Linked DNA regions of Homo sapiens: region 2 is linked to region 1. A link is a loop called in an ENCODE intact Hi-C map of the cell type or tissue named here. Cell type or tissue: dorsolateral prefrontal cortex. All regions are shown on one strand. Each heading gives the region's core, and the rest is flanking DNA. Links, peaks and the distances in the headings are about the cores only.

Region 1 (12,008 bases), core at 2,919-7,918:
TAATTCATTTATTCATTAAATATTTATGCAGAGTCTACCATAAGGTCGGCATCTGGGGATGGGATAGTGTGGAATTGAGGAGTCTGATACATCCCTGCCTGCACTGTGTGTTCTGGTTCCCTGTAGAAAATTGCTGGCTATACCATTACTAGAAATCGTTGCTGTTATGATTATCATTTCTGTTTGGACAGACTGACCCCATTCCAGGGTTTACTATTGTTACCTAAGTTGACTGGATTTTAAGTGACACTGACAAAACTATTTAATGGATCATATGTAAATCTCTTGTTACAGTCTACTTTTACAGTGAAATTTAAAAATAACTATCTTGGAAATAGGAGTTGGCCAAATGCATGAAAGAATGAATGCATGTAAGACCCGCCATCTAACTATTGTACTTATTTAATCAGATACTCTGGTATGGCCATTGGTGTCTCAGCATTATCATACTTTATATTTCTGCCCCATAAAGTTAAGTTGGTCTTCTTGATTAAATTGTGTCTTTCCTTGTCAACAAGGGAAGAAAAAAATGATTTCATCAGAAGCAAAGAATGATTACATGCTAGTGTCATTGATGCTTAAAGCGCATCAATGTGTGTTATACAAATGTGTGTATAAGTGTGTTATACAAAGCACAACAATTTAGTTTATTATATATTTCCAAAGTTATTTTCAGTTTGTACAAAAAAAAATGACACCAGTGTCATTGAGTTCTTCTGATATACAAGATAGTGTTCTAAATGGCTTACGTCTATCTTATTTAGTCCCAAAAAACAGTTCTTTGAATTTGATGGTTTTCTTATTCCCTATGCTTATCCGGTAGAGACTGAAATCGGAGGAGAGGAGTTGTATAACCTGTCAGAAGTCTCACAGCAAGTAAGTGTAGGAGCCTGGATTTGAGCCCAGGTAGTTTGCTCCAGAGCCCATACTCAATTTCTGAGCTATGCTGCATTGATTTTTCAGAAAGGGTGAGTTTCTAAAGCCTTGCCCCATATGATTGGTCTCCAAGTTCTATTCACTGTGCCTCTATATCCTGAGTATCTGTAAAATCTACCTCTTTTTCACAATAAACACTGCCATTGTCTTAGCCAGCTTTTCATTCATTCATTGGCCTAGATAATTTCAACAGTCTCTTTATGTGTTCCTCTTCTAATTCCTTCTCCACACTGCTACCAAAATTATTTTTCTAAATCACTAATCTGAATCAAATTATTAGTACTACTCAGTGGCTCCCCATAACCTATATATAGAGTGCAAACTAATTATCATGTTATCCAAGACTGTCCATAACCTGGATCTCTCTGTTCAACTTTGTTATTGCCTCTCCCCACCTTGCCCACTATGCACCAACAATAGAATCACTGGTGTTTCAAACACTCCAAGACTCCTCTCTTAATCTCATGCCTTTGTTCTTTCCTTGGTTCGTAAAGCTCTTTCTGTAGTTAAAATCTGTTGCCTGACCTGAATCTATCATCTCCCTTCTTATGGTAATAGAACCCTATTTTCCTTCAGTAACATGCTCTTTTCCTGCATAGGCTATCAAATCCAAATTCACCTTTTCTGCTAACACTATGAAAATATGGATGGGCCGCTGAAATATTACTCCTTTCCCAGTTGGCCTGATGTTAAGCTTTGTCAGTAGAGGGTGTTGCATAGACGCTGCCAGAGGAAAGGGTTTGGTTCCTGGTTCTGGTGTGCTCCTTCAACAGGCTCCTGCAGCAGAGGAAGCTTCTCCAGCACCAGGTGGCCAGCAGCTTCCCTCAGTATGCCCCGCTGTGCAATTCTGTAGCAGAATGCCTCCAGCAAGACACCCCTCCATGAACAGCTTTCCTCAACAATCCAAAGGGCAGATTTCTAGCAAGCTCCATTATATTGTGTGGCACCTTAGTGACTCCTTTGTCATCAAGTGACCCAAGGCCACACCCTCCAACAACATCTGGATCTCAGGCCTGGTAGGGTGGGGTCCTCCCTAGAGTGCCCTATGCCAGCCCCAGGGGTAGCAGCTTCTCCTCATATCTGCCATTCCCATATTCCTTAAGAGTTCTTGTCATTTCTTATGAGCTAATCCCTTGTTATTCCAAACTGCTATTAGTGTTAAGAATTATTTAAATGTTCCCTGTTTAAATGACTGAGTGGTTGTGTTGTCATCATTGGACAGAATGATTCATCCCTCAACTCTGTGATGGGGCCAACTCTTTCCACTTATCCCCAACTTTCAGCCCCCAGCTTGGACTTGAGACTCCGACTTATTGAATCTAGGCCCAGCGATAGGTTCGAGGAGAGGCAAACCTCATTTAGTTCAATGAGACCCAATCTTGAGACCTCCCTCTCCCAACCACATCATCCTTTCTCTTATTGTCCTAAATTGTGCAGCCATACAATATGGTTAAACTGATCCCATTTCCAGCTTGGGGTGAGCAAAGAGCAGGAGTCCTGACCATGTTAACTAAGAAATTAGCATATTCTGTTATCCATCTAAATAATTAACTCAGAGATATGCACATGACTGAGAGGCCAATTGTGCCTAATAAGATTGTAGAACTTTTTTTTGTTGTTTGTTTGTTTGAGCTACCAGGAAAGAGAATTTCCTCTTTTGTGCTATCTTTAGTCTAGGATCATGCAACCTTCAAAACGGTTGGCAAGCACTTTGAGACTATGAGGCCTCCTATCAGGGGCTACAGAGAACAGAGTCCTCAGTAAGGAGGAGAAAGAAAGAAAAACCTGGTTTTGTCATGCTTTTGCACCTTGATCAAGCCTTGCCTGAAGCTATTACCTCTGGACTTTTAATTTGGTGAGCCAAAATATTCCCTTTTTAAAAAACTAGGTAGAATTAGGTTTTCTGTTATTTATGAAAGAAAGCATCATAATTATATTTTCCATCTGGGTGAGACTACAGCAATATGCACCCTTTCCTAACATGCATTGCACTCTATGCTAATGTCCTAATGTCTCCCCAGTAGCCTGTAAGGTTTTGAAGGCAGGAGCCTAGTCTTATTCACCCTTAAAATAATACATCTTGGCACAGTGTTTTGCATATGGTCAGCACCTAATAAATAGTTCTTAAGTGTATAACTGAATAAATAAATAAATCATGAACAATGCAGCTGCATGAAGGTAATACTGTGATAGCTATGACAGAAAAGATATGCTAAAAACCTGGGCCATATTTTCTGCAGTTATAATGAGAGGCAAGGCTATTTTATGATACCAATTGACTACTGTTATTCAAACACAAGAGCCACATTAGAACTTCAGGACTAAAAAGTAGACTTGAGAAATAATACACTACTGAGGCTGCATGAGGCTGTTTGATGCAAAACTCACAAAGTCACAGTTAATGTTAAGATCATCATGTCTCATCAATGCCCCCCACCCCCACATTAGAACAGCAGCACTATATTTGGCCCTTGGTAGCCACTAAGGAAACTTGACTTCTGGAGAAGCTGACTAAGGGTTGCTATTTTGTATCTTGCTATTCCATTTTCTAGAGAGAAATTATCAAATAATCAAGAACATTATTATCCCAGGATCTAGCCTGAGGATAGAAAGGTGATTGTTTCCTCTGACATACACATCTACATGAGTTTATGTGTCCTGCTATCGCTCATGCTAATAATTGACAATATAATCTGATTACACTAGTTCAGAGCCTAGGGAATATAAATGTCCCTCTTCATGATCACTGATTGACATGCAGGATTCCTTTAAAATTCCGGATGCCACATATCAACTTAACACACTGACAATGTGAACTGATTGCAGGATATTCCAGGTATCTGGCTAGGAAATCATTTGTCAGCAACTTCAACAATAAAATTGATTATAATTCAGTATTTTTAAATGGTGTCTGAAATGTAAATGATTACTTTAGCTTTACTCAGGAACATTAAATTCTCACTTGGGTGCTAACTGGGCACTAGAACTCTAAGTCACCCACTGTTCTATCTCTATCCTCCTGAATTTAAAGTAACAGCAGCAGCAAAAACCTTTTGCAGTCATGTGAATCTTTAATATATACTCAAAGAGAACTCAATATTAAAGTACCACAAATACTTGCATGATAGAACAAGTAGCATAACTTGAGCAACTAAGATACCTATGTGTTATCTGAGAAGAACTTCTCAGTTGCCATATAAATTTAAGTTCCTAAACATAATTATCAAGTAGCAAAATGCAAAGACCTGCACACTGCCAAACCACACGACCTCAGCAGGGCTCCTAATCCTTTACTCATTTTTAGAGGCTGAACGACATTTGCCTGTGATTACTCAAGTGACTATTCTTCATCAACCTGGCGAACTGCTGATGAAAAAACATGAATATAAGTTGCTGCGGAAAAAGGTAATTCTCTCTTTGTTCCTCTGAGTTACTCAGAGATGAGAAAAATTAACATCTGGAAAGAACACAAATAAAATTTTGACATATGGCCTGAAAGATAAAAAGTAGAATACTATGTGTAACACTTAAAGGTAAAAGAGATATGTAGCAGTTAACACAGCAGGAGGCTGTAGTCTCACTACAGGGTATTACTCAATCTGAACCCAACTAGAAAACCAGAGTCACTACTTTACTCTTCTTAGAAAGCAACTGTCACTCTTTTCTTTCTCATCTATGTTTTATCATCCAGGTGGTAAAGAAACTCATTGTTTATTTAAAAAAATCCTTGAGAAAGGTGTAAATATTTTCTAACTTGCTTCATCAAAATATGTAAAGCTATTTGACATGTTCTTCATCCTGAGTTACAGAAAAACAAATAAATAGAAGCTTGCAGACAATACGTTACTTTATCCGTCCTGAGAAGATATGCTTCTGCGCAAAAGAACTGATATACTCCCTACTACTGAGTAGAACTATGTGCTATGTTTGTTTGCAATGAATTATTGACGTATTGTCTTTTAGGGGGTAGGGGCAATAGTTCATGAGAGAAAACACCAGATGGCACCAGAAACTGTAGTTCCTCACTTGCTCCACAAGATAGCAACATTCCACCACAGCTGTTTGCTACAGACACTGCACTCTAAGTAGAACAAATGTGTTATTTAGTCTACAATCATTTTTAATTTTACTACTGACAGTCTGACAGGACTACTTAATATTGCCAGGTTGACCTTTCCATGATTTTGTGCTAAATCGTTAAAAAAAAAAAAAAAAAAACTTCCCTTACTCGGCTGTGTGGAGAAGAGATTGCAATTGACTCCCCATTACAGCAGGCTTCTGTGATCTGATGAGCCAACAGCACTGGTCAAAACAGGTGGGATGAGAGGCAGGACTGCAGGAGGCAACTGGTACCACACATGGCGTCATCGCCCTGGATTTATCACACTTCTCGAGTGTGGAGTGTAGGCAGTTCAGCAAGGATATTCAGCCCATCATCACTCCCTGACAGTTGCTGACAGGGCCTTCCACAACACAGCAAACAATGACATATGAGATGTAAGGTTAATTTTGTTAGGTTCAGTCGTATTATTTCCTTGCTGGGGTAAAGGAAGATTGTCCTTCTGTGGAAAGACTTATCTAAAAATATCGCCTTCGGAGACTAACTAGGCTGTAAGGGAAAGATAACACAACCTTTCTTCCAACATGCTTGAGAAGGAAGTTTTGTGTAACTGAAAAGATGGATATAACAGAGACAGACTGGAGGAATGGCAGCCAGTGTGGCAGCCTACAAGTGGTTCCAGTGATCTTACACTCCCTATTCAGCTGCCACTGACAGGACACTCACTTTGTGCCATTCTCTGGGATAAGTGCTCCACAGGAATCGTCCCCATTCAAACCTCCCCACCACCCTGAGGGCTCCACTGCCATTAGCCCCACTTTAACAGATGAGATATCTGAGATTTATCTGGTAGGTTACCAGACAGATGGCAAGTAGATACCAAACCAAGATGAAACCCAGTTACTCTGACTCCAGCAGCTAAATGGTTAATTATAGTACTGTACTGCCCTTCACCAGCCTCTGAAACAGGTAAAGACTCTCCTCAAATTGCTCAGCTTATCCAATTTCAAGAGCCTTTCCTGGCCTTTCAGAACCCATTCCCTGAAACATTCCTAAGGAGGAGAGGAAAAAATAAAAATAAAAATAAAAAAAACTTCCAAGCAGTTTCTTGGTGTCCCCTGCTGCTCAGGGACCTGTATAGAAGCCCTAAACAGATACACTACCTTTATGTTTATGACCTCGGAGCTCAGGCTGCAGGTGTTGGAATTTGAGGCCTTTCATATTTTTCCAGAATTTATACATAATTTGGAAATCTTGGCTACTTTATTGGGGCCACCTTCGGTAAAAGATCCTGCCCAAGGTTTTTTGACAGAGAATAGTTATGATTTAAGTAATTTCTTGATGATTCCTCCTACTGAACAAATCTGAGCTCAATGGTGAGGTGAGAGCACGCTCTTGTTATTCATTTCCTATCTCCCCTGGTCCCTCCTCATAACCTGCTTTCACTGATAAAGAAAATAAGACAGGAAGATTGGCTGATAGGAAACATGATAATCCAGGAATGCCCAGGACAGCAGGGGTAACCAAGCGAGCAATTGGTTGGTTCTCCAAAAAGGAAAATGTGGTTTGCATCTCATCATCTAAGTACCCTGCGATCAGTCCAGAGTTGGTGCCAATTGTTCAGGAATCATATTTCACTGAGGGTATGGAGTAGGGATTCTCTAAGCAGAGGCCATATTCCCAAGCAGCTAAGTTACATCATCTTTGTTAAAGTGTTGAACCATCCTTGTTGCAACTAGATACCAATCAGCAAGTAGAAAAATGGAAGAACGACCCGTAGTCAAGGACTGGGGAGGTAGCCTTAATCACTATTCCATTAAAGTTTGTGATGAGAACAGGGCTTCACCTCTATTAGGAAACAAAAGAATTAAAAGAAACCATGAAAAGCAAGGCACATAGAATGGTGTTCTATGGGTTAGTGGGACAAGTATGTGCCCACCCAGAGAACCAATCCAGGTATGTTAGATGCCAGGCTTGGTGAAACAAGATTGACTTTAGCCACGGGAATTGTGGATGGGGCCCCTTTTTATTGCCAATATATGATTCAAAATCCATATATCTACAGGAGAGCAAGGCTAGAGTAGATAGCAAAATATATTCAACATGTAATCCACACTAAGGTGGGCACAGGTGGTCAGCTGCTCAGCAGAGCTGACCCCAACCTGAACTATCACATGGACCAAGATTGCTCCGAATCTTGAGATAGAACAAAGGCAGGTCCACCCTGTCCAGGCTCTGTAGACTAAAAGAATGTACTGTTACACATTCCAGGAAGTAAGGAGAAATCTAAACTCTCAGTTTTTAGGAAAAAAAATAATAATTCAAGTGAGTCTTACAAAACTCTTTGACTATATTATTGAATATAATTTTATTATTAGAAAAAATTGGACGTGGGCACCACATGGGTAGGTAATGAACTGATCTGGTGAGCAATGAAACATCTAGAGTAGAGGCCAGAGCTGTAATACACACGGTCAAGATTGCCACTCACATAAAGAAAGTTTTGATAAGTTCTACATACGTACAATTTTCAGATGGGATAAAAGTCTCATGACATCTGCCATGTCCGCCAGGATGAGTAAGCGTGTCACCGCGGAGAGCAAAGCCCTTGCCGCCCGTACCATGGTGCCGCGCTTTACCGACGAGCAAGGGTCATCTGCAAACTCGGAGGAGGCGATCCGCATCGTCTCACCTGGAAGACAGACACGGAGAGGCAGGTGGGTAGACAAGAGGCTTAGAGACTGGCCATCCTAAAGATCTGTGAATGGACAATTACTGTTTTTATTGCAAAACTCTGATGACCAGGTGGTATTTCTGCCACCTCTATTGCAGCAAAGAGCCCTTTAAGTCAAGTACATCAGTGCACATGGACAAGTGCTGTGGACCAAACAAGGTGCTCATTTCACACTGAAGTATGAAGTCATGCTTTTCACATCAATAAGGAGTATATTTAATTCCATTTGTCTAATAGTTGAGATGGATTTGCCTTGAGCTTAATCATCCTCTCTCTGCATTTGCCTTGGAACCAATGATACCAGGCAACTTACCATGCAACTCATTGAAGTTACTGACAGTCGAGGTACAAATTGTTCCACATGGAATTGAAAGTTAAGACCTTGGCCTCATTAACACTGTACTCCTAATTGAGCTAATCAGACAAGAACACATCATAGAGGCACCCAAGATCCAATCTTCTAATCCTCTTAGTAACCAATTTGCCAATATAGAAAACATTTAGAAGAGAACTAAACCAATTAAACAAATGTTTACTAAACACACACTTGTGTCAGATTCTGTACTAGGCTCTGCCATTACAAAGTTGACTAAGAATACCCAGGCACAAGGAGTTCAAAGTCTCATGAGTAAACAGGTATGTCAACACATAATCAGAATACAGTAATTAAGTGCCATAAGAGACAAGATTAAGAAAGTAGGCAACACAGAGGGGAGAGGTATTTGCTCATTTATTGTGAGACTGGGGGGAAGCTGTCCATTTTAATGGGATGCAAAAAAGAAAGAGGTGTTCACCAGGAAAACAAAGGTGGGGAGGGGATCTCAGGCAGCATGAACACTTCGTGGGCTCTGAAGCCTGGAGCCCCATGCTGAGTACAGAGACCTGCAGTTCTCTGGAAGAACCCATGAGGAAGGGGGCTGGAGAGAGGCAGTAATGCCTAGAACACCATGTAAGAGGTTTGGATTTTACCCTCAGCAGGGTGGGAAGTTACAATAATAGATTTTTATTTTTGGAAGATTATTTTAGTCATATTACATAAAATAAACTGGAGGGGAAAAAGACCAGGACAGAGAAGTCAGTTAATAGGGTAAATGCAGTTTTAGTCTGAGAGAGCAGTGGTGAGAGCCTGGACCAAGGAGATGGGAGAGGGAGTATAAAATGCATCTGTGTGACACAACCAACCGATCTAAGGGCTGACTAGATGTGAAGACCAGACAAAAGGTTCAAGCTGACGATGAGGGCTGACACGATACAAGAGTCAGGTATATATTTGCATCAAGGGACCCAGGAATGGGAAACAAAGAGATAATTAACAAGGATTGAGACTGATAACCAAATCAGTGGGTGGATATCCACTTTGGGGAGTGAAAACTGTGAGAAACCATAAATGGAGCTTCATATAGCAGAGTGTACACAGGGGTATAAAAGCTTCAATAAACTTGAAGAGTACAGTTAATATGACAGATTTTTTAACTCAAGATCAAACAATTTATTCAATTTTTGTAGTAATGATTACTACTCACCTACTAAGCAAAATCTAGCTCATTTAAATGAAGCCAATGATAGCATGGAAAGTCTGTGCATCCTGTAATTAGTCCTAGTCATAAGAAAAAATAAAAAACACCTCTTACCATTTTATAGGCCGATCAGAATATAAAGTAATTCTCTCAGCTAGTGTGGTAGTTATTTAAACCCTCACAGTGATACTTTTTATACTCGGGAATGTGGGTGTGTAAGGAAATATATTGCACTGTTGGATTTTTAAAAGAGGCTACCATCTACAATAAGCATTTTATATTGCTAACCAGCTTAGCCTTTTTGCCTAGGCACACACAAATAGCTTGATATATAACAACAGCATGGGAGAAACTTAAAAATTCACTACTCTAGTGGCACAATGATGAATTTTCAAGATGTATGGTCCTAGAGCTCAATCCAAGTGTCCTACCCTTGCCACAGGGTTACATACATCTCCTCCTCTTGCCTCTCCTCCTCACAAATAAAAAAAGTCATTGGCAAATATCTGTGTGGTGGGAGAAAGAAAGCCACCTTTTCCCTACTTTATACAGTGCAAGTAGAAAGAACATTATACACCAAGGTAAATCCAACAAACTATTGACAAAAGTGCCACAAGTAGAGCTAGACAAATTTGTGTAAGATATTAATAGGTAAGTCAGCTACTGTTGAAATAGATCCACTTATTCAAGGGAAAGGGGGATTTATTCTGCACACGAACCCAGGTAGCTACATGGTTGATCCCAGTTCCTGCAGGTGAAATCGGTATGAGCCCTAGCATGGTTAAAAGTAGGTCACTCAGGTAGGGCTATTGGCAGAACAGAGATCCCCAGGAGGAGAGGGCAGTCACACCCCTTCCCTGCAGGTGGAGCTTGTGCACTACTTGAAGAACCATGCCTAATCCAATATATTTTCAAGTTGAGATTGAACATTCGGAATGAACCAACATCATTCCAGAAGACAGGTCTTGCCAGAACGAGGGGCTCTGGAGGGCCTAGAACGACTCCTTCCATCTGTCTTAGCGGCACCATCGGGCATCTGGCAGAAGTGTACTGGCATTTCATGCAGATGCCAACCATCTGGTCAGCACTACTGCTTCAAAGCCGATGGGTGACACGTGTCAGTGCAGAGATCTTAGGTGGAGCTAATCAACCTGGGGCCCACGGCAGGCACCCCAAGAGTGGCTCAGCAGATGTCCGTGAGAGGGAGACAGGGAAGAGACAGACAGAGAGAGAGAGAAAGAAAGAGAAAGACAGAGAGAGAGAGAGACCCACATTAGAAAATGCCATCTGCCTTTCTGGATGGAAAACTCACACTAAATTCTGAGATTATTCTAAGATAAATAGAAGATGATTTCATTCAAAGCAAATTAAACTAAAAGCTCATTTTAAGCAGATACAAGTGATTTCATGTTGATAAGGATTCCAAAGGAAAGGCAACCTCAAATCAGCTATAATTTTAATAGGTCTTAGTCCCTGCAGCTTTAAGATTACTGAAGCAAACTGATAAGCAAGTTTATCAGGATAAAATTAGCTACTTTCCCAGGAATGTAGAGAAAAGTGCTTTTTCTATAAGATTGAAATATTTCGCTAAGAAATAGTATGCATGTGTAAGAGGGAAATGGGGCAGTGAAGAGAGGGTACAAGAGATCTGCCTGCTTCTTTTATATACATTCTTGTTCAATCTCATGTACTTGATTATAGACCTAACTCAGAGCAACATTTCCACGGTAAAGCCTTTGATGTCCTCTAGCCACTACAACCTGCTGAAAAGAAGAAAAATTAACATTACCAAATAAGGGACCAACGGAAAATAACAATTTTAACATGTATGTAGTGCTTCTATATAAAGGCTTATTATATAAGTATTGTTCTAAAAGCTTTACATGTATTAACTCATGGATGAAAAAGGATAAACAAAGTCACATTGACCTGGGTTCAGATCTCGACTCCACCCCAACTATTACCAAATATGTGAGCTAGTGCTTATTCAACCTTTGTATTTCAGTCCAGTCAACTGTAAAATGACAGGGAAAATAATGACAGCTGCCTCACAGACTGCCATGAGAGTTAAAATTAGAGACGATGCATTCAAAGCACCCAACATGGGGCCTTACCCATAACGGGTGATCATTATTCATTAATACCACTACTATCACAACCACTTCAAGCATCCAAAATGCAGTAAGAAGAGTTGGTGATCTCCTGGTTACAGGTTTAAAAGTGTATATTTTGGTTGGTTTCACTTCTTGTGTTTCTTCCTTAGAAGCAAGACAACATATGCTCAATAAAAGTACTTATTGTTTGAAGATAGAATATATATAAAAAAAAAATGGTGCTCTGCTTTTAAATCAGTGCTTATTCTGGTTCCTAGGCTACCCTGAAAGCACTGGGATGAATACATAATTGTGCATCAGCTTGAGGTAAGATCAATTCAAATGTGGAATGATGCATGCCAGTAATAATAAACACAAGAAAAGGATGGCATGGGCTGGGCGCGGTGGCTCACACCTGTAATCCCAGCACTTTGGAAGGCAAAGGCGGGTGGATCACCTGAGGTCGGGAGTTCAAGACCAGCCTGACCAACATGGAGAAATCCCATCTCTTCTAAAAATGCAAAATTAGCCAGGCATGGTGGCACATGCCTGTAATCCCAGCTACTCAGGAGGCTGAGGCAGGAGAATCACTTGAACCCGGGAGGTGAATGTTGCGGTGAGCCAAGATCACGCCATTGCCCTCCAACATGGGCAACAAGAGTGAAATT
Region 2 (12,008 bases), core at 3,053-8,052, 490 kb after region 1:
CCTTTGCATGTCTTTCTATATCTCAGAGATGTTAATTTTAGAAAACAAGAGGGTTAGAGACAGGGGAAGGTATGCATTGTTATGCACTAGACTTCCACAGAAGGTTTTACTACTTGAACAAGTAATTCTCTATTTCTGCTGCTGCTGCTGCTGCTGTTGTTGCTGGTGATGATGATGAATAATCAGGGACTTGGCAAGTGGGAAAAATGGCAAATCCTATCATGAGCATGAAATATTCTTAATTGGAATTAGTGAAAGAGTACGAAGAATAAGCTTGAATGAGATAAGTTAAAAAGGTCTTGCCTTTAGGTTCAGCCAGATGACATTCATGGACAGTCTCCTGCTGTGGCTGGGTTGCTTCTGACGTTCATTCTGGACTCCAAGGACAGGCTTCCATTGGCACTCATCCTGAGTGCTGGCTCTGAGACTTAAATCTCTGTGACTCCAGGCTGGCTGCTTAAATGCTCTGAGTCTCAATTTTCTTATCTGTAAGATGGAGATTTAACACTCATATCAACAGGTTATTGTGAGAATTAAATATGATAATGAATGTGATTAGACACCATAAAGCACATGTAAAAGCTTGTGATTGCACTGCCATCCAACACCATTTAAGGTCTGTGTAACTCACTGGGTATTTAAAAAAATGCTTCCAGGGAGTTACCGTTTTTTTGTGTATGTTTCCCTCCTCTCCCTCCATCCAGGCTGTGGGCTCATTTAGGGCAGAGCCTGCTTTTTATCCCTGTTTGTAGTCCCTTCTGCAGTTCTTTGCCCTGCACTGACTGAGTGCTTGAAAAATGCAAGCTGATAATGATGGCATCAATTTCAGTGCTATCATTATTCAGGCATTCTCCTGTTACAGAAAAGGGCATATTTTTCTTCTGCAGGTATGAATCACTACGTTTAATAGTATTCTGTATGTTTCAGTAAGAATAATTATCAGGGAGTATAAGGTTCTAGAGGGCAGGAATACTTTAAAAATATTTTACTTATTCATTTACGTGTTTATTTGTCTGCACATTGCATAGAGCCAATTGGAGATAGAGTGTTAATAAATCAACCTGATATATATTGCTCTGATGATAAAGATGCAATCTTTAGCCAGAAGGTATCATAGAGTCACACGTCTACATTTAGTTTTGAGCTGTGATAGCTAAAAAATAAAATGTAAGTACTCTGTAACAAAGTATTTGCTATTCTAATTCACAACGCAAACCATTATAACAATTTATTACAAAAATTTTCATATTGCTATACATTTTGCCAAGGATTATACCACCCTTTTTATTCACCTTATTATCTTTTATTAGGTTCCTATACTATGCTGCTGTCCATTTGTAGGGAGCTATATTTCCCAGTTGTAAAACCTGGGGAGTTGTTTGTCTTCTGAAGAAACCATGGAATTGGAAAGGAAGTCCAGGTTTAAAAAGTTTTAGCAACTTCTCTTTTTTCCTGATAGGTCCTTCAAGATTGTATACCTTTGGTAGGCCTCTGCCAATTAACGTTCAATTGCCTTATAGCCTTTGGGTATAATCAATGCCATACCGTATATCCTTTCATTTGGTGCAGAATAACTGTTCTTGTCGATCTCTGGTTTTTAACCGTTGAATGTCTTTGTATTCTGGGGAGGTATTGATTCAAGGGATCTGTCCTGAAAAACAGCCCTTTGTGTTGCTTCTCCCCTGTCCCCCTTTTCTTTTCTCTTCTTTGTCATATTCTATCACCAGTTTTGATTCTTCTCTCCTGCACAGGAATCTTTTAGTTTTCTTTCAATTTTTGCAGAAATCCTTTTCCCCCTTTCTATTAGCCACAGAAAATAAAGAAGTACATGCCTGGCTTTCAATGGTAGAACCTCGAGTAGGATATACACAGAGCACATGATTACCTTGGGAATGGAGAAGACCTGGACACGTTTCCTGCAGACTCATTTTCTGTAATTCCTGGAGCGCAGGGTTAAATACAAATGAGTAGGTAACTCTAACATGACCTGGGACTGCTTCTTTGCTGGGCAGTGACATCAAGGAGGAAAAATAATACTTTAGAAAGAGGGACTTCGTTCCTCCTGTCAGCTAGGGTGCAGTGCTATTTTGTACAGGTGTAGGCACTCAGTATAGCTCCCTGCCTGCCACCAGATGCCATCAGTCAGGAAATCAGGAATCCCAGAACAATGATTCTCACTTGTGCCACTGCTGAGGCCTCACCTCAGGTTCACCCCGGAGAACCTGATGTAATTGTCCAGGCAAGGGCCCAGGTATCCATGGTTTTCAAAGCTTCCCATGGGATTCAAAAGGTGGAGAATGGCTGTTTTAGAGTTTTCAGAAGCCATCAACTCTTTCTGCTTTTCTTCCTTTTTTATTCTTTCTTCTTCCAGATCATCTTGACAAGTTATACCGGGGATTAAATGTACAGTGCTTATAAGTGTCCCCAGTGGAGCAACCTCCCTATTCCCTAGCACCAGGATCACCAGGAGTCCTGGGTAGTGCTGCAGATTTCCGGGTTTCATTGAAAACTAAAGGATCAGAATCATTAAGGGTGTCATAGAGTGACCAGTTGACCTACTTTGCCCAGGACTGATAGGAAATTATTCTAGAACTTTTAGCCATAAAACTGGGATAGTTCCAGGCAATCTGGGACTGTAGTTCACTCTAGGAAGACCTAGAATTTTTAACCATGTTCCTCCTGCAAAGTAGGGTAGGGAATTCCTACCCTAACCTTTCTCAGGCCAACTCATTTTCTTGGGTGCAGAAATAAGTCTTTAGCAGTGACGGAGTTTCTTTTGTCTGCCAGAGAAGGAGCCTGGTTCATCTCTTGGTTCTACATGTTGTGAGAATGAGTCTCTTGCTGTTGGGTCCTGTCTTCTGTTTCCCACTCCGACTTTCCATATGTCGGTTCCACATCGTGAGTCTTTTCCCTCTGTCTGCTGCTGCTGATAGCTTCAGTTGCCTCCTCACACCCTCCCACTCAAGCTGTGTCCCTGCGGTGCATTTGCCTGCTCGTCTCCATCTGTTTCCCACCTTCTCCTGTCTGGAGAAGCCTCATGATATATGGCTTCTGAGAGAAGTGCTCCTTCCATCGCATCTTTTATGCCAGAGCCACCACTTAAAACACCCCGTGGGCCTTTCACCAGTATTGTCTAATAAAAGTCCCAAGAGAAGGCACCAGACCCCTCCCCTCTTCCCCAGGCTTGCCAGAACCATGCTAGAAGTTATTCGGCTTCCAGGCCTCCTAAGGGGAGTGTGGATTTTCCAAGCAGGCAGAGTGGCAGAGAAACTTCTCTGAGTGGCAAGGGCAGGACACAGAAAAGCTGATCAGCTCAGTGCATGACCTGGGTCCTGCTGAGCCCTAAATGAGCCATTCATCCAGTGTGACATCTGGAGCAATGGAGTTGAGGCACTCAGGGAAGTGCTTATTTATTTAGGGAAGAGATGAAGCTGTGATTGCTGCCTTCCCACCAGTCACTCAAAAGGGTGGAGAAAAAGGCGAGGACTACATCTGGACTCTGTAAATTATAAAACCATGACTCTATTTTTGAAGATTTCAGAAAGAGACTATAACCTGGAGGTATGAGAGCTCAGCAAAACTCTAAAATGAAGCACAGTGTTTTGTTGGTTTGTGCATACATGCACTTCCCTAAGCCTTAATTTTAATTATATTCTCAGTGGGTTCTATGCCTCAGAAAAAAAAAAAAGTTAAGATCATTGCTTTAAAAAATAATACAGGGAGTTCAGGAGTCCTGAGTGCAAAGATAGGTTCATTTTATTTTTATTTCCTTTTCTTCGTAGCCCACATGCCCTAGCATAGAGCTAGAGGCAGAGAAAGCACTCAGAAAGTATTTTTCCAATGATTTTCTATTGCTAACATCCAGACTCTAAAGAAAATGAAGGAGGGCAACCTGCAAATATTCACTCAGGAGTTTTGGCTGGGATTTCAAAAGCTTTAGGGTTTGTTCCTAGTTCTATCATTCATCCACTCTGTGGTTTGGGGCAGGAAACTTCACTTCTTTGGGCTTCAAGTTTCTTCTCTGCCTTTGTGTTACATAATTTCTGAGTGATCTTTCAATTTTGAAAGTTGAGTAATTTGTCCTTGCTCAGTGCAGGGTTAGAATTATTCTAAGATTATAGCAAACAAAACCAGAGAGCCTAATCCTTTCTCTCTGTGTAGAGAATGTGGACTTTCACAGGGATTATGAGAGGGAGTGTCAGATTATCTTTGTATGCTCTGATACTGAGGTCAAAATCTTGTCCTCTATTTAACATTCTACAAGGCATTGGCCCAGTTGTAGCTTCATAAAGTTGAGCACCTCCTCTTCGCCAGAATTAGATTGACAGTAGTAAAATATCTGGATCTTTTTCTCAAGTATCTTACAACCTTGTAGATAATATGCAAACACACAAAACAGGGAGAAGAAAATTAATTGTGAAATTACACGCTAGCAATTATAACTGTAATAACCCTGAGGACTGAAGTGATCCCAGAGGTGTTCAGGGGAGGTGGGACTTAAGCTGTGTCTTGAACGTTGGACAGAATTTAAATAAGTTGTAAAGGGAAGATACTCCCAGTGGAGGTAAATGGGAGCAATATGGGCAAAGGGTGGAGGCAGGTGTAAGGAGTGTTAGGAGGAAAGTAGATCAGTGTTATCTGATGAAAGTAGAAGTTGCTCTTCAAGGAGTGTGCGATATTTATGTTGGGTGAGCCTTGAAGGCTTGAAAGGAAATTTAGGGCATTGATACCTACCTGGGGGAGCTTCTGTAGGTTGCTGAGCAGGTGCCTGTCACAGGGGAGCCACACTGGAAGAGCAGTCATGTCCACAATGGGCCGGAGACAGGGGTGCCGCTACAGTCGTGTGCATGTGCCTTCATAAAGGCCAAGACGATATTGGAAGCAGCAGGAACAGACAATCTCCCGGCGAGTCACAAACTCAGACACTGGGATCGCAGCAGCAGCAGCTGGCAGTGCTCGGGGGCTGCGGGGGAAGCTCAGTGTGCATGTTCTTGAGGAACATAAAGAGCCCACACTGTTCTCTGCTGACATCTGAAGTTTGGGGCTGGAATTGTTCTCCCCAGGAAATGCTGAATCTAAAAATGGCTCTTGTTTTTATCCATTTATGAGTGGAAGGCTACTGACTAGAGGAGTGGATGACTGAGGGCCTCTCACATTCTACCTTCTCCACTCCCTTATTGCCAACAGCTCCCAGTGGTGGTGCCCTGGTGTGCAGGGGAGAATTCTGTGGCTGTGTGAGAGGTTGGTCAGGGTGAATTAGCACCAGTCTCTGGGCTCAAACTTTAATAGTTAGTGTTAAAGATCACCTCCCCCAGCTAAGGTTAAGCAGGACTCTGGCAGGAGAAAGATTTTCTTCTTCAAGCGGCAGCATCATCCAGGCCTTTTAGGGAAAACAACAATAACAACGACAACAACAACAAAACCTAGTTTTGCTCTTAGACCAATAAAGCTTTATCTAAACAAAGTGATAAAGTGTGATACCCAGGGACACAAGTGACTGGATAAAAAGCTTTAATTTCATTGTTAATGGAGTGTTTCTCTAAGTTGCCTATACATATCACCTTGAGTGACCCAGTAGGATGCTCCATTTCAGGGTAAAGGGAAGGGTGTAGCGTTTAATTCCTGGCAGCGCTGTGTGTGTGCCACCTCCCACTCTAATAAGCCTGTCATGTGTCTCATGGAGGAAATGTCAAAGATGTCTTTCCATTTCCAGGTTCAGAGAGCCCATGGTGGTTCGGGGGAAGCATCAGTGTTGTCTACAAGAATATGGAGCCCACTCCAAATGAAATAATCAGATAACATTGAAAAAGAGGAAATCCGCACAACGTCCAGCTATGGAGTAGCTACATGGTGAAATGCCGGGAAGATGTCCAGGACAGGATGTGGTGACACTGTGGGAAGGCTTTATTGCAGAAGGGAATTCTAAGAAGTGTGGGAGAACCATGAAATTTAGCCCAGAAGAGTAAGAAACATTGTGCCAGGATTGGAAAGGAACAGCTCTGACAAGGAAACAAGAATAGGAGAAAAATGCCAGTGCAGATAGAGGGAAGTGCTAGTTGCTCTAGGCAAAGACCATAGAAAGATTTGTCAAAAGGAGTCTTACGTTAAATATAGAAAGTCTGCTTCTCAGATTTGTGTTAATTCTTTCTCTTGATTTGAAACTGAGGTAAGTGCATGATGAAGAGTACTGACTTTTTCAGTCTTCTATGTCCACAGGTAGGTAGTTTGTGGACAAAATTTTATCTATCCTAATGAAATCACAAAATGATAACCATTGTCATCTTTTATTGAGCTTATACCCTGTGTCAGGTACTGAGCTAAGTGATTTACATGGAGTATTGCATTTCATCTTTACCACACCTCTGTAAGGTAGGTAGTACTATTTTCTCTAGTATATAAAGAAATGAAGATACAGAACATTCCTTATCTATAGACTGCAGATTATAATAATGGTACCTCTCTCACCAGAGTAATTGAGATAATCCATGTAAATTGCTTAGCCCTGGATCTGGCCCTTAGAAACTGCCTAATATCAGTTACTCATTTTTACTAATGCCTCATAGCCCATAATTTCTAATTGCCAGAGTAAATGCCAACCTGGTGTCTCCATCTCTAAAGCCCATCTCTTGCCTGGATGAAAGCAGTCATCTAAGAGTTCTTGATGTGCCCTTTTCTCCCCTCTAGTTGGTTCTCAACTCAGCAGTTAAGAAAGTCAGACCACAAACTCTTCTGCTGCAGTTCTACAGTGGTCTAGAAGGCTTCATAAAATCTCCCTCCCCCATTAGCTTTCTAAATCATCTCCTACTTCTCTACCCATTGCTTACCTGGCTCCAGTCCCACTGACCTCCCTGCTGTCCCTTGAAAATGGGACATACTGCCATCTTAGGGCCTTTGCACTTTCAATTTCCCTGCCAGAGATGCTTTCCCCTTATTTGCGTGTTCTTTTCTCTCACCTCCTTCAGGCCTATCTTAGTCTGCTAGGACTACTATAACAAAATATTGCAGACTGGCTGGCTTAACCGAAATGTATTTTCTAACAGCTCTGGAGGCTAAAAGTCCAAGATTAAGGTGCTAGCTGATTCAGTTCCTGGTAAGGGCCCTTTTCCTGGCTTTTGGATGGCCAGCCTCCTTCTTGCTGTATCCCCACATGGACTTTCTGTGATGCACGGGAGTAGAGTGAATGAGAAAGGATCTCTCTCTTCCTCTTCTTATAAGCCCTCTAACCCTATCATGAGGGCTCTACCCTTATGACCTAATGTAACCCTAATTAACTCTCAAAGGCTCCATCTCCAAATACCATCACATACATTGGAGATTAGGGTTTAAACATATGAATTTGGGGAGGACAGAAACCTTTTGTTCAATAACAAGATCTTTCTGTTTAAATGTCTCAGTGAGACCGTCCCATACCACCCTTTATATTAAATAGCACTTTCCACTCACCCAACACTTTTTCTTATTCTCACAGTAATTATATCTGATATACTATACATTTTATATAGTATGAAAATACCTGCTGCTTCTCTTCCCTCACAGGAATGGATGTTAGTCCAAGGCAGAACGTCCTTCTTTGTACATGGCAAATGTTAGGTGTTCACAGTTTGTGTTGAATGTTGAATGAATGAACCCTTCTAACTGCCTTAACCTCTGATAACTCTCTTATGATATTAGAATTTTGTCTCCATACTCAAAGGCAGGATATTACTTCCATTTTTTTTTCTGAAACTCTCTAAAAGTTAGGTAAACTAGAGTCAGCTGGCCTTTGGCCAAAATGAACAAGGGTTGTAAACTCTGCTTCACTGAGGAATAGCTCTCCGTCTTATTCTTCTTTTGGTATTCACTGTGCCCTGGCAGGGAAAAACTCAAAAAGAGAACATAATTAGGAAAAAACAACCCACACCAAACAGGCCCCACAAACACAGAAAAATAGGTCATTGTTCCTAATATAAGGAAGAAAAATCTTTGTTCCTAGCCGGCCTGTGTTCCACTTGTATGAAAACATCATAATTAATTGAATTAATTTAATTCTGAATGATGTGTGCCTTTTAGAAATCTGCCTTTATTTATTTATTTTTGTTTTGCAGATGACACATCTTGTCCTCACTCTGCATAGCTCTTAGGTAAGCTAAATGTTTGTTTCATTATCAAAGGGAAGCTCCTCCTTAGCCCTGCACGTGACACACACTCATGACCTACTGTGTGTGATCTCTTGCCTTTTAGCAGAGAACAACGAGGCTTCTTTTAAGAGCACAGACTATGTTCTCTAATTTTTTGTTAATGCTGCAGAATAACTAATAGAGATTTTCTCTTCCGCCTCATAAGTCTGGTGGATGAACTGAACATTAACCCTCACCGGGTAACCTTGAGAAGCCCTCATGAATGTGCAGCAATTACAATCCATCGCACTTGCCAGCGACCTGGTAAAAATCAAGGTGTGAGTTACAGTGACCGTTACAGAAACATTTCATACGATCCAGGAGACATTACCTTCCCTGGGCTCTCTTGGCAGGAGACAGAGTGTACAAAGCAAAGTTGCTGCGGCTGAAAGAACCACAAAGAAGGAGTCACATTCATATTTTCCTTCTCGTCTCTAATCATAAAACAAAAAAACAAAAAACAAAAAACCTGGAATCATCTTGTCATGTCCCCCCCACTTCCCTTTTTTTTTTTTCCTTTTTCTCCTTTTTTTTTTTTAGACAGGGCCTCACTTTGTGACTCAGGCTGAGATGCAGGTGCCATCATAGCTCACCACAGTCTGAAACTCCTGGGCTTGGGCCATCCTCCTGCCTCAGACTCCTGAGTAGCTATGACTACAGGCATGCACCACCACACCTGGCTAATTTAAAAAAAAAATTTGTAGAGATGGAGTTCCCACTATGTTGCTTTGGCTGGTTTCAAACTCCTGGGCTCAAGCAATCCTCCTGCCTTGGCCTCCCAGAGTGCTGGGATTACAGGTGTGAGACACCACCCTTGGCTATTATCTTGTCACTTTCTGAATTCTCATTTGCAGGTTTAATTTATTCTTTTTTTTTTTATTTTTGAGATGGAGTCTCGCTCTGTTGCCCAGGCTGGAGTGCAGTGACATGATCTCGACTCACTGCAACCTCTGCCTCCTGGGTTCGAGCAATTCTCCTGCCTCAGTCTCCTGAGTAGCTGGGACTACAGGCACCCGCCACCATGCTCAGCTAATTTTTTTGTATTTTTAGTAGAGGCGGGGTTTCAGCATGTTGGCCAGGCTGGTCTCAAACTCCTGACCTCAGGTGATCCACCCACCTCACCTCCCAAAGTATTGAATTACAGGCATAAGCCACTGTGCCCAGCCTATTCAAATATTTTACACATACCAAGGAATGCTAAAATATAAATCCCACATAAGATTCAAGATGCTGCTGGGATAATTATGAAGAGTGATGTATGTTTTGTAAGCAAAGAAACAAAAAATATACAAAATTTAAATAAAAGTTAAGAAATAGTTTCTGCATATTCCTCCTCTTCCTAAACAATTACCCCTTACCCCTTTTTACAAAGAATTCAGTCTTTAGTTAACATGAGAAATCTACTTTTGACATAAAAGTACAGTTGATGGAGAATGAGGCTACATTTTCTCTGGGTCTTCTCTAGGCTTCAGTGAAGCCTAGATAAGATTGTCTTTGAAATTTTTGAAATTTTTACTTTAGACTTTATTCAACCTAAAGCAGTCAAGAACTCTCCAGCTTCTGTACAAAAGATGACCCAAATTCCCATCAAGATGCTGGTTTTGTTTAATGTATTATTCTCGTCAAAGGTGAAGAGAATAATATTTTATCCACAGAATTTCAAAACCCAACAACATGCTAGTTAGCAAAAGATAAACTGTATTCTGAAAGAGTAGATTTTCGCAGAACCCTATAAATCACAACATATTTGTGGATCTCCTAAGTATAAGACTGGCCCTATAGTGACAGTGGATCTGTATGAACTTAAACATATGAGAAGTTTGTTGCTGCTCATTGAATATACACTGGGGAAGAAATCAACATCTTGTAAGTCATTCTATAACCCCAAGTGGACACACAGTTATGAACCTTCACAAATACTTGTCTTGGTGAAGTTTTGGTCCTAATTTTCTTGGCAGAGGATAAGTTAAGTGTATTCTATTTATCCTCCTTTATTGACAATCAACTTAGCTCATTTGCCTAGCCTGAAAATTGCTTGCTGGCAATTTTTTTCCTCCAAGACCTGACACTGTGAAAGACTTTAATACACATGATTTGCTATGGCAGTGTGGTGCCCCATGCATGTTAAGGGTACCTTTAGATGTAATGCCTTTTCTCCAGCTCAAAGTCACATTAAGGATTGAAACTCTGTTCCAGGAGCTTTACCAATCAGGAGTTAGCTATTTTCAATGACTTTCTCAGTAACATTCAATCCTCTTTGACCTGCTTCTCTGCCTTTCATTTGCATACTAGCCTGGCCCAAGGAGAGTGATTGCCTGTCCTGGACTGCTTCTTGGACGGTGTTGATTTAGTGGTAACACTGTGCTGTATAATTCGTTTGCTCCTCGGGCCTGTAATGACTTGGCTTATATAGAGTACAAAAGTGAATAGTAATCTAGGGACCTTGGCCCTAGGGCATTAAGAGCAGCAAAGGAAAACTCTTGTTTCAGAGATGGTCCCTAACCAAGTGTCAGACGGGACACTTCAGTGATAGCTGATTATATACAATATAAGAGGGTTCAGTTTTCTATATTATATGATGAGATTTTTTTTTTTTTGCTGGGGGAAGGTTATAGAAAATAAAGTTAAATGTAATAAATACCTACAAAGAGACAGATACTAGACCAAGCACTTTACATACGTTAAATTATTTCTCAAAACAACCAATGAGGAAATGTGACTGAGAGGGTTTTATGGACTGAGTGTATGTGTCCTTTTAAAAATCCATGTTGATGCTTTTAGCCCCAGTGTGGCTGTATTTAGAATAAGGCAGTAATTAAATAAAATGCAATTATAAGTGTGGGGCCCTGATCCAATGGGATTAGTGTCCTCAAAAAATAGACAGTAGAGAGCTTGTTCTCTCTCTACCTTGTGAGGACACAGTGAGAAAGCAGCTCTCTGTAAGCCAAGAAGGAAGTCCTCACTAGAAACTGAGTCATCTGTAACTTAGATGATGGACTTCTAGCCACCAGAACTGTGAGAAAATAAGTTTCTGTTGTTTAAGCCACCTAGCCTGTGGCATTTTGTCATAGAAGCCTGAAGTAAGTTAACACAGAGGAGTTAAGTAACAGTCCCAAGACCACACAGCTAGGAAGTGATAGAGGTTAGAACTTATATTTGTCTGATGCCCAAGACTGTGTCATTAACAAATTCTACTCTGTTTTTTCATCACATTGCCTTTGTCTCCTATCTGTTAGGATAGGCTAACTAATGCTTTGGTAACAAATAGTCCCCAGTCTCTGCGGCTTGAAACAAAAATGTTTACTTCTCCTCCAAACTAAGTTATTGCCCACTGTGGGTCAGCTGGAGGCTATGCTCTGTGTCATCCTTTGTCAACGATCCAGGCTGGTAGAGCTGCCACTATCAGAAATGTTGGGGTCACCACAGCTGATGGGGAAACTGCTGTGCCAAATCACATTATTCTGATTGAAGTTTCTACCTGGAATTGGTGTATACTTCTTCTGTTTACATTGCGTGGTCATGCCTAAGAGCCTGGGAAGTGCAACATCATCATGTAAAGAGAATGGGAACATTTGGAGAGCAGCACTAATGATTACTATATCTACTCAGGGGCATGAAAATCCCATGGAGTTTCTAGATGAATCTAGAATTCCACAAGTGAATTCACTTGCTACCAGTGTAGCCCCTTGGTCCACTTTTGCTAATACTTGACCATGGAAGATTCATTAAAACATATGATACCTGACATGAATATGTTAATTAGCTTGATCTAACCATTCAACAAGGTATACATAGTTCAAAACATGTTGTACATGATGAATATATATAATTTTTATTTGTTGATTTAAAAAC

Evidence for each region. Peaks named below come from ENCODE experiments on the same cell type or tissue, not always from the same donor. Only the 100,000 strongest peaks of a DNase experiment are listed, where the experiment ranks them.
Region 2: a loop joins it to region 1, with 4 times the contacts of the local background. A loop is called at or near these places in 1 of 110 quality-filtered maps.

Annotation. Positions count from the first base shown.
Region 1 is chr2:79,853,693-79,865,700 of GRCh38, reverse strand. CTNNA2 (catenin alpha 2) reads right to left here. Exons shown (of 19, transcript NM_001282597.3): 4 at 7,522-7,688. Among named protein-coding and RNA genes, the nearest start is that of MIR8080, 6.9 kb to the left of the region's middle. In dorsolateral prefrontal cortex, for the core only: CTCF peaks have their summits at 4,746 and 4,948 (motif pointing right); no DNase peak of the experiment used is centred there.
Region 2 is chr2:79,362,309-79,374,316 of GRCh38, reverse strand. It overlaps a transcript of CTNNA2 not described here. Among named protein-coding and RNA genes, the nearest start is that of CTNNA2-AS1, 130 kb to the left of the region's middle. In dorsolateral prefrontal cortex, for the core only: a CTCF peak has its summit at 5,008; a DNase peak (open chromatin) is centred at 4,956; H3K4me3 peaks cover 680 bases; H3K27ac peaks cover 4,628 bases.